Regions from separate parts of the Homo sapiens genome. Here region 2 is linked to region 1. A link is an interaction called in ENCODE POLR2A ChIA-PET data of the cell type or tissue named here. Cell type or tissue: Panc1. All regions are shown on one strand. Links, peaks and the distances in the headings refer to the core of each region. The heading gives the core; the rest is flanking DNA.

Region 1 (4,245 bases), core at 866-3,365:
GGATTACAGGCACGTGCCACCACACCCAGCTAATTTTTGTATTTTTAGTAGAGACAGGGTTTCACCGTGTTGGCCAGGCTGGTCTCCTGACCTCATGATCCACCTGCCTCAGCCTCCCAAAGTGCTGGGATTACAGGCGAGAGCCACAGCGCCCAGCCTTTTGTTTCTTCTTCTTCTTCTTCTTCTTTTTTTTTTTTTTTTTTTTGAGACAGAGTCTCGCTCTGTTGCGCAGGCTGGAGTGCAGTGGTGTGATCTCGGCTCACTGCAACCTCTGCCTCCGAGTTCAAGCAATTCTCCTGCCTCATCCTCCTGTGTTTCTTCTTAACATAGATGTCATTTATTCTAAGTTTTTCAAATTTATTGGGATGTACTTTTCATAGTTGCCTCTGTTTTTGAAGATGGGATCTTGCTATGTTGTCCAGGCTGGGGTGCAGTGGCCGTTCACAGGCACCATCATAGCTCACTGCAGTCTCGAACTCACGCCTGGCCTCAAGTGGTCCTCAGCCTCTGAAGTAGCTGGGACTACTACAGACTACCACATTTGACTACTACAAATCCCTACCGTGTGCCACCACGCCTGGCTTAGTAGCCTGTTATTTTTAATAGCTGCTAAATTTGTCATTATTTGCTTTCTTTTCTTTCTTTTTTTTTTATGGCAGGGTCTCACTCTGTCACCCAGGCTGGAGTACAGTGGTGTGATCTCGGCTCACCACAACCTCTGCCTCCCGGGTTCAAGTAATTCTCCTGCCTTAGCCTCCCGAGTAGCTGGGATTATAGGCACCTGCTATCATGCCTGGCTAATTTTTGTATTTTTAGTAGAGATAGGGTTTTGCCATGTTGGCCAGCCTGGTCTCGAACTCCTGGCTTCAGGTGATCCACCTGCCTTGGCCTCCCACGGTGCTGGGATTACAGGCGTGAGCCACCGTGCCCAGCCTATTTGCCGTTTTTCATCCCTGCTTCAGGTTATACATGCTCTTTCTCCTGCCCGACCCTTTTTTTCCTCATTGGTTTTGCTAAATATTGTTGATTTTCTTTGTCTTTTGAAAGACCAGCTTTTGATTTTGTTGATTCTGTTTGTTGTATGTGTTAAACATTTTTATTTAGTTCTGCTCATATCTTTATTTTCTCCATTGTTCTTTTTGCACTTTCTAAACATGCGGGTGCTGGGGTGCGTGACTGTCTGCTGGACGTGGACTGTCAGGCCAGGAGGCGTGCGATAGAGAGTCACTGCCATCTGGGCTTTCTATCTGTCCCTCCTTCCTTCCCTCCCTCCCTCCCTCCCTTTTCTGCAGTCATTTTCATTCAGCTTCTTTCAGCCTTTCTGCAAGCTTCTGGGTGAGGTAACTACTGTGGGGCTGCTTTAAAAGCTCCCATATTTTGGGGTCTCTGTTCTTTACCCGATGAGCTAAGCCTGTGGGGTTTGCTGTGATTTCTGACATACGTGGGCTGCTTCCCACCACCCTTTGCATTTCACCATCCTGTGGTAGTGCTTCCTTCCCCTCTTCTTTTAGATGGAGTTTTTAAGGTTCTGTTTTTGTTTTTATTTTGTTTTGCTTTGACTGACTTAGAAGTTATATACACTATTCCTGTTTTTAGCAGCAACCTTATGCATTTCATGTGTATTTTTAAACAAATGTTGTCTACACGTGATGGCCCTCTATTCCTCCCCTGCTGAGAGTTGTGCAGGGAGCTGGGGACAGCTTCTTCCCCTGCCCAGCCCCTCCGGTGTCAGCTGTGGGAGTTTCTCCAGCGTCTTAGCTCCTCTCACATTGCTCATCATTGTTTATTTATAGTCAGTATTTGCTTAAACTTGCCACACATCCACCAACAACTCTAGGCGTGGTTCTTGCTTACACCATACTTCTTCCTTCCGGGCTCAGCTTCCTTCTTCCTGAAAACATCCTCCGGAAGTTCCCTCACAAGCATTCATCAGTAGACAGTCTGCATTTTTACATGGAGGTGGCTTGTTTCCTGCTCCTCCTGAGCATTCATCAGTAGACAGCCTGCATTTTCACATGGAGGTGGCTTGTTTCCTGCTCCTCCCGAGCATTCATCAGTAGACAGCCTGCATTTTCACATGGAGGTGGCTTGTTTCCTGCTCCTCCCGAGCATTCATCAGTAGACAGCCTGCATTTTCACATGGAGGTGGCTTGTTTCCTGCTCCTCCCGAGCATTCATCAGTAGACAGCCTGCATTTTCACATGGAGGTGGCTTGTTTCCTGCTCCTCCCGAGCATTCATCAGTAGACAGCCTGCATTTTCACATGGAGGTGGCTTGTTTCCTGCTCCTGGGCTCAAGCCATCCTTTCTCCTCAGCCTCCCCAGCAGCTGGGATGACAAAGGCACACCATCACACTCAGCTAATTTTAATTTCTGTGTAGAGATGGGGTCTCTCTAAGTTGCCCAAGCTGGTCTAGAGTTCCTTGGCTCAAGCAACCCTCCCACCTTGGCCTCCCAAAGTGCTGGGATTACAGACGTGAGCCACTATGCCTGGCCTGCCCTCACTTTTGAATAATGCTTTGGTTGGCACAAAATTCCTCAGTGCTTGAAAGGTGTCACTGGCGGCTGTTTCGTCTGTTGCTGCTGTCACTTTCTCTGCCCCTCCGCTGGAGTCCCCAGCCTTCTGAGTCTGCTGTGGAAGCTGGAGTCTCTGGCCTTCTGTGTCCGCTGTGAAAGCTGGAGTCCTGGTCTTCCGTGTCTACTGTGGAAGCTGGAGCTGCCTGGCCTTCTGTGTCTGCTGTGCAGGCTGGAGTCCCTGGCCTTCCATGTCTGCTGTGGAAGCTGGCTTGCACATTTGGTTCTCCCACCTGCTTCATGCCATGTCCTTCCTGGACCGAGGGTTCCAGTTTCAACCTTGGGAGACTCTCCCTGTCTCACCTCTCCCGAGTCTCTCTCATCTCTAGTTGGACAAATGTCAAATCTACTACATGTCCCCATATGTCTTTTTTTTTTTTTTTTTTTTTAAGACAGAGCCCTGTTCTGTTGCCTAGGCTGGAGTGCAGTGGCAAGATCTTGGTTCACTGCAACCTCCAACTCCCGGAGTCAAGTGATTCTTCTACCTCAACCTCCCAAGTAGCTGGGATTACAGGCGCCTGTCACCATGCCCAGCTATTTTATTTTATTTTATTTTTTGTATTTTTAGTAGAGAAGGGGTTTCACCATGCTGGCCAGGCTGGTCTCAAACTCCTGACCTCATGATCCGCCTGCCTTGGCTGCCCAAAGTGCTGGGATTACAGGCGTGAACCACTGCGCCTGGCCCCCATGTGTCTTTTTTAAAAAAAGAAAACCGTTTTATTGAGATAAATGTGCATATACAGTTTGTCTATTTAAAAGTCCACAATCTGGCCAGGCGTGGTGGCTCACACCTGTAATCCCTGCACTTTGGGTGGCTAAGGTGGGTGGATCACCTGAGGCCAGGAGTTCAAGACCAGCCTGGCCAACATGATGAAACTCTGTCTCTACTAAAAATACAAAAATTAGCTGGGTGTGGTGGTGCATGCCTGTAATCCCAGCTACTTGGGAGGCTGAGGCAGGAGAATGGCTTGAACCCAGGAGCGGAGGTTGCAGTGAGCTGAGATCTTGCCACTACACTCCAACTTGGGCAACAGAGTGAGACTCCATCTCAAAAAAATAAATAAATAAAAGAAGACCGTCATAAGTGGAGAAATATATCATGTTCATGGGTGGAAAGTCTTAACATTATAAAAAGTTCAGTTTCTTATATTCATACATTCAATGGATTTTATTCAATTAAAATTCCAGAAGGATTTAATTCTGAAAATTATTCCATAGATCTAAAATTTATGTGCAAACTTGTGAATAACTGAGACACTCCTGAATAATATTCAGAAGGGGTAGTCTCTGCCTGATATTAAGGCATAATAAAGTCTTCGTTGTTAAAACAGTTTGCTACTAGCACATGAATGGATAAATAGTTAGAAGTACAGAACAGGAACCCAGAAAAGACCCATCTATTGCAGAGCTTTAATTTTTTTTTTTTTTTTTTTTGAGATAGAGTTTCACTCTTATTGCCCAGGCTGGAGTGCAATGGCACGATCTTGGCTCACCACAACCTCCACCTCCCGGGTACAAGCAATTCTCCTGCTTTAGCCTCCCGAGTAGCTGGGATTACAGGCATGCACCACCACACTGGCTAATTTTGTATTTTAGTAGAGACGGGGTGTCTCCGTGTTGGTCAAGCTGGTCTCGAACTCCTGACCTCAGGTGGTCCACCTGCCTCAGCCTC
Region 2 (3,641 bases), core at 1,004-3,503, 730 kb after region 1:
TGCCCAGCTGGACGCAGGCCCCATGCGCCATTCACTCCTTCAAGCCAGTTCCAGCCTGGGGACTTCCCAAGGCCAGCTAAGTCCACAGAAGCCTCTTGGAGTGCACCCATGAGGGCTCTGTGCCAAGGGCTGCAGGGCTGGTGTGGTGGGCTCTGTCTAGGGGGAAGGGTGCAGGCGTCCTGGGGGGCATCAGAAGGAGTTGAAGGGCACTCAGAGGAGAAGAAGTAGGCCAGGGTGTGGCCAGGGCTTCAGCAACAACAGAGCGGGGCCCGAGGCCAGGAAGCCTTTCCTCCCCAGGGCCCTGGGAGAGACTGGGCCCTCCTCTCTTTCTCCTGGTGCCCGGCAGCCCTCCCCCAGCCCACCCTGCCCCCTCCCTGCTCCCCTCCCCGCTCCCCTCCCCTACTGTCCTGGAAACAAACCCACCCTATCTCACAGTGGGAGGCACCTGGCGACCCTCCAAGAAACAGAGGGGAGGAGAGCAAATGGCTGGAGGCCTGGTGAGGGGTGGAGCCACAGCCAAGGCTCTGAGGGCAGAAGGGCTGGCGCTGAGGATGGTGCTGGGGAGGGACCAGCGGCATTGGGGGCAGGGCTAACAGTCAGGACCCCTGTGCCACCCAAGGAGAGACTGAAAAGGCCCCCGACTGAAAAGCAGGAGCGAGGGCCTGCCTCGAGCACCCTTGGGATGGCAGGGCCATGGGCCCGACTGCAAAGCCTCCTGGGGAGCCGGAAGAGCCAGCACAGGCGGCAGGCACGGAGCCACCCAGATGGGCTGGCATGGGCGGGAGGGAGGCAGACCTGCCTGCGGGGGACAGGAGGGTGAGCCCTGAGACCCTGCGGAGGCCTCCACAGGCCGCCCCAGTTGCCATCATCTCCAGGGTTCAGAGACAGGCCTGCCACCTCCCTTTTCTGAAAAGATGCCTCTGGGTGCCATGCCCTGGGGTGGCACTGGAAGCCTGGGATGGAACCAGGAAGCTGGGACTGTGCGGGGACCCCCCTCACACCCCTCCACCAGCTGGCTTCCTGCCCTCCCTGTTAGCCATCACCCTCTGGTCACCAAGGTGCTGTGCCCGGCCCTGGGCTGGATGCTGGGAACCCAGAGTGAATTCGAAGTGGCCCGGCCCAGGGGAGCCAACGTGTGGCCCAACATGGACGCTCAGGACAGCTGGGAGACGGCACCGGCCGGGCCCAGGGCAGTGCCAGAGTGCCCACAGAGGCCAGCCCTGTCCCACTGGGCTTCACCTGCTCGTGCTGCCTTTCCCTAGAGCCCTGGGGGCTTCCTAGGAATGTGCCGCACCCGCCGCCCTGCTGCCCTGGCATTGGCCTAGGTGGGCGCTGCAGCTCCATGGCCCCACAGAGGCCGCTTGTCCAGGCAGGGAGGGCCGCTCAGGGCGGGTACCATGCCTGCTGCCCTCTCACAGGACTGCCTTCAGGGCATCCGGAGCTTCCTGAGGACACACCAGCAGGTCGCCTCCAGCCTGACCAGCATCGGCCTGGCCCTCACGGTACCCTCTCGCCTCCCTCACTGCCCCTTCCCACCTCCTGCCCCTCAGCCTGCCCAGCCCCCGACTCAGATGGAAGGGTGACCCGGGACAGGATCTCTGGTCTTGAGCCTCACTGGCTGCCAACCTCAGGGAGCTGCTCTGGTGTGACAGGGCCTGCCTCCTACAGCTGGGCCGCCCCCTTACACTGCAGAGTCCTGATGCTTCCTGGGGAGGGGCGCCCGCACCCTGGGGCAGTGGGGCAGCCGCGGGTGTCTCCCTCCCAGGTGTCCGCCTTGCTCTTCAGCTCCTTCCTGTGGTTTGCCATCCGCTGTGGCTGCAGCTTGGACCGCAAGGGCAAATACACCCTGACCCCACGGTAGGGCCCCCTGCCTGCCCCCACACCCTCTGGAAGGGTCCTCCAGCTCTGCTCGAGAGGCATCTGCTCTGCCAGCTGCTAGGAGGGAGCCCCGGGACCAAGCCCCAGGCTGACACTGTAGAGGAAACGCTTTGGGGGTGGCTGAGCACCAGGGTGGGGTGGGAGACCTGGAGAGTTTCCAGACCCAATGCACCGCACCCCATGGCCCACATGGGGACCCCCCTTTGCTTACCCCCAGGCCTTACCAAGACCTGGAGATGGATGCTTCTGGGCCTCCAGGTTATAGCCCCAGGCCAGGATCTCTGTGCTTGAATACCCCAGAGCTCCTCATGCTTAGGGGGCAGGGAGGGTCCAACCCACAGCCAGGCAGCTCTTCCTGCCCCCACGGAGCCTGGCCCGTCTCTGCCTGCCATGCCCATTAACCCACCCACTTGCTCTTCCTGGCCATCCAAGCCCTCATCCCTGGGTCCTCTGCATTCTACAATAGCCTCACAGTCCCGTCTAGAACATTCTGCAACAGCCTCACAGTCCCCCTAGAACATTCCACAGCAGCTCCATAATCCCCTCCAGAACATTCTGCAACAGCCCCATGATCCCCTCTAGAACATTCCACAATAGCCTCACAGGTCCCCTGTAGAACATTCCACCACAGCCCCATGATCCCCTTGCTCCTCAGAGCATGTGGCCGCCAGCCCCAGGAGCCCAGCCTCTTGAGATGCTCCCAGGGTGGACCCACACATTGTCTCCACTCCGAAGCAGTTGCTATTGGTCCAAGAGGATGCTCGGGTAGTCTTCGGTGGCTGCAGGAGAGCGATGCTGCGCCTCTGCCCCTCTCCTGCCACCTGGCTGCCCACAGAGGTGAAGACGCCCCTGCTGTCAGCCCTCATGGGATCCCTGAGGGGAGGGTCCGAGCTGTGAGGAGGGAAGGGAGTGAAGGCCCAGCCAGAGAGCCAGGCTCCATTGGGAACAGATGCAAGGGTAAGGGGTAGCTCACCAAATCCCTCCATGGGAACGGGCTGGGAGCAAGCACAAAGGAAACCACACTGGAGGCAGCAGCCCAGGGCAGACTGCAAGACACTGGTGGCCCACGGCCTGGAGGGCTCCACCCAGACACAAGCTGCACTGGTTTTCTATGCTGCGTAAGAAGCAGCATGGATGTAAGGACTGCAAGCAGTGCCCATTTATGATCTCGCAGCTCTCCAGGGCAGAAGTCGCGGTGGGCTCAGTGGGTGCCCTGAGCGGGGTCTCTCAGACTGACGTCAGGCCTTGGTGGGCTGCACTCTCACCTGGAGGCTCCGGGGAAGCATCTGCCTCCAGGACCATTCAGGCTGTTGACAAGTCAACTCCTCATGGCTGTAGGACTGAGGTTCCCAAGTCCTTGTCCCTGGTCCTGTGGTCCCTCCACCTTCAAACCAGCAATGGTGCATTGAGCAAATTGTGGTCAAATATACATCACATCAAATTTACCATCTTAACCATTGTTAAGTGTATGGTTTGTGGCATTAAATACATTCACATTGTTGTGCAACCATCACCACCATCTATCTCCAGAACTTTCCATCTTCTCAAGCTGAACCTCTGTCCCCAGTAAACACCAACTCCCATTCTCTGCCCCGGTCCCTGGCACCCACCATCCACTTTTCGTCTCTATGGATTCAGCTGCTCCAGGAACCTCATATGTGTGGGGTCACACAGGATTCATCCTTTTGTGTCTGGTTTATGTCACTTACTGTTATGTCCATAAGGTCCATCCGTGTTGTAGCCTGTGTCAGAATTCTTGAAAG

What was found. ChIA-PET counts read pairs that join two places held together with the same protein. Peaks named below come from ENCODE experiments on the same cell type or tissue, not always from the same donor. Only the 100,000 strongest peaks of a DNase experiment are listed, where the experiment ranks them.
Region 2: POLR2A ChIA-PET joins it to region 1 with 12 read pairs; 1 of 35 experiments calls an interaction of 5 or more read pairs at or near these places.

Annotation. Positions count from the first base shown.
Region 1 is chr11:1,587,581-1,591,825 of GRCh38, forward strand. All of the region lies in intron 1 of KRTAP5-AS1 (KRTAP5-1/KRTAP5-2 antisense RNA 1), which reads left to right. Among named protein-coding and RNA genes, the nearest start is that of KRTAP5-1, 4.4 kb to the left of the region's middle. In Panc1, for the core only: no CTCF peak of the experiment used is centred there; a DNase peak (open chromatin) is centred at 1,851.
Region 2 is chr11:2,314,811-2,318,451 of GRCh38, forward strand. TSPAN32 (tetraspanin 32) reads left to right here. Exons shown (of 10, transcript NM_139022.3): 7 at 1,419-1,502; 8 at 1,766-1,857; 9 at 2,534-2,715; 10 at 3,053-3,394. The coding sequence ends at 3,114. Among named protein-coding and RNA genes, the nearest start is that of TSPAN32, 15 kb to the left of the region's middle. In Panc1, for the core only: no CTCF peak of the experiment used is centred there; no DNase peak of the experiment used is centred there.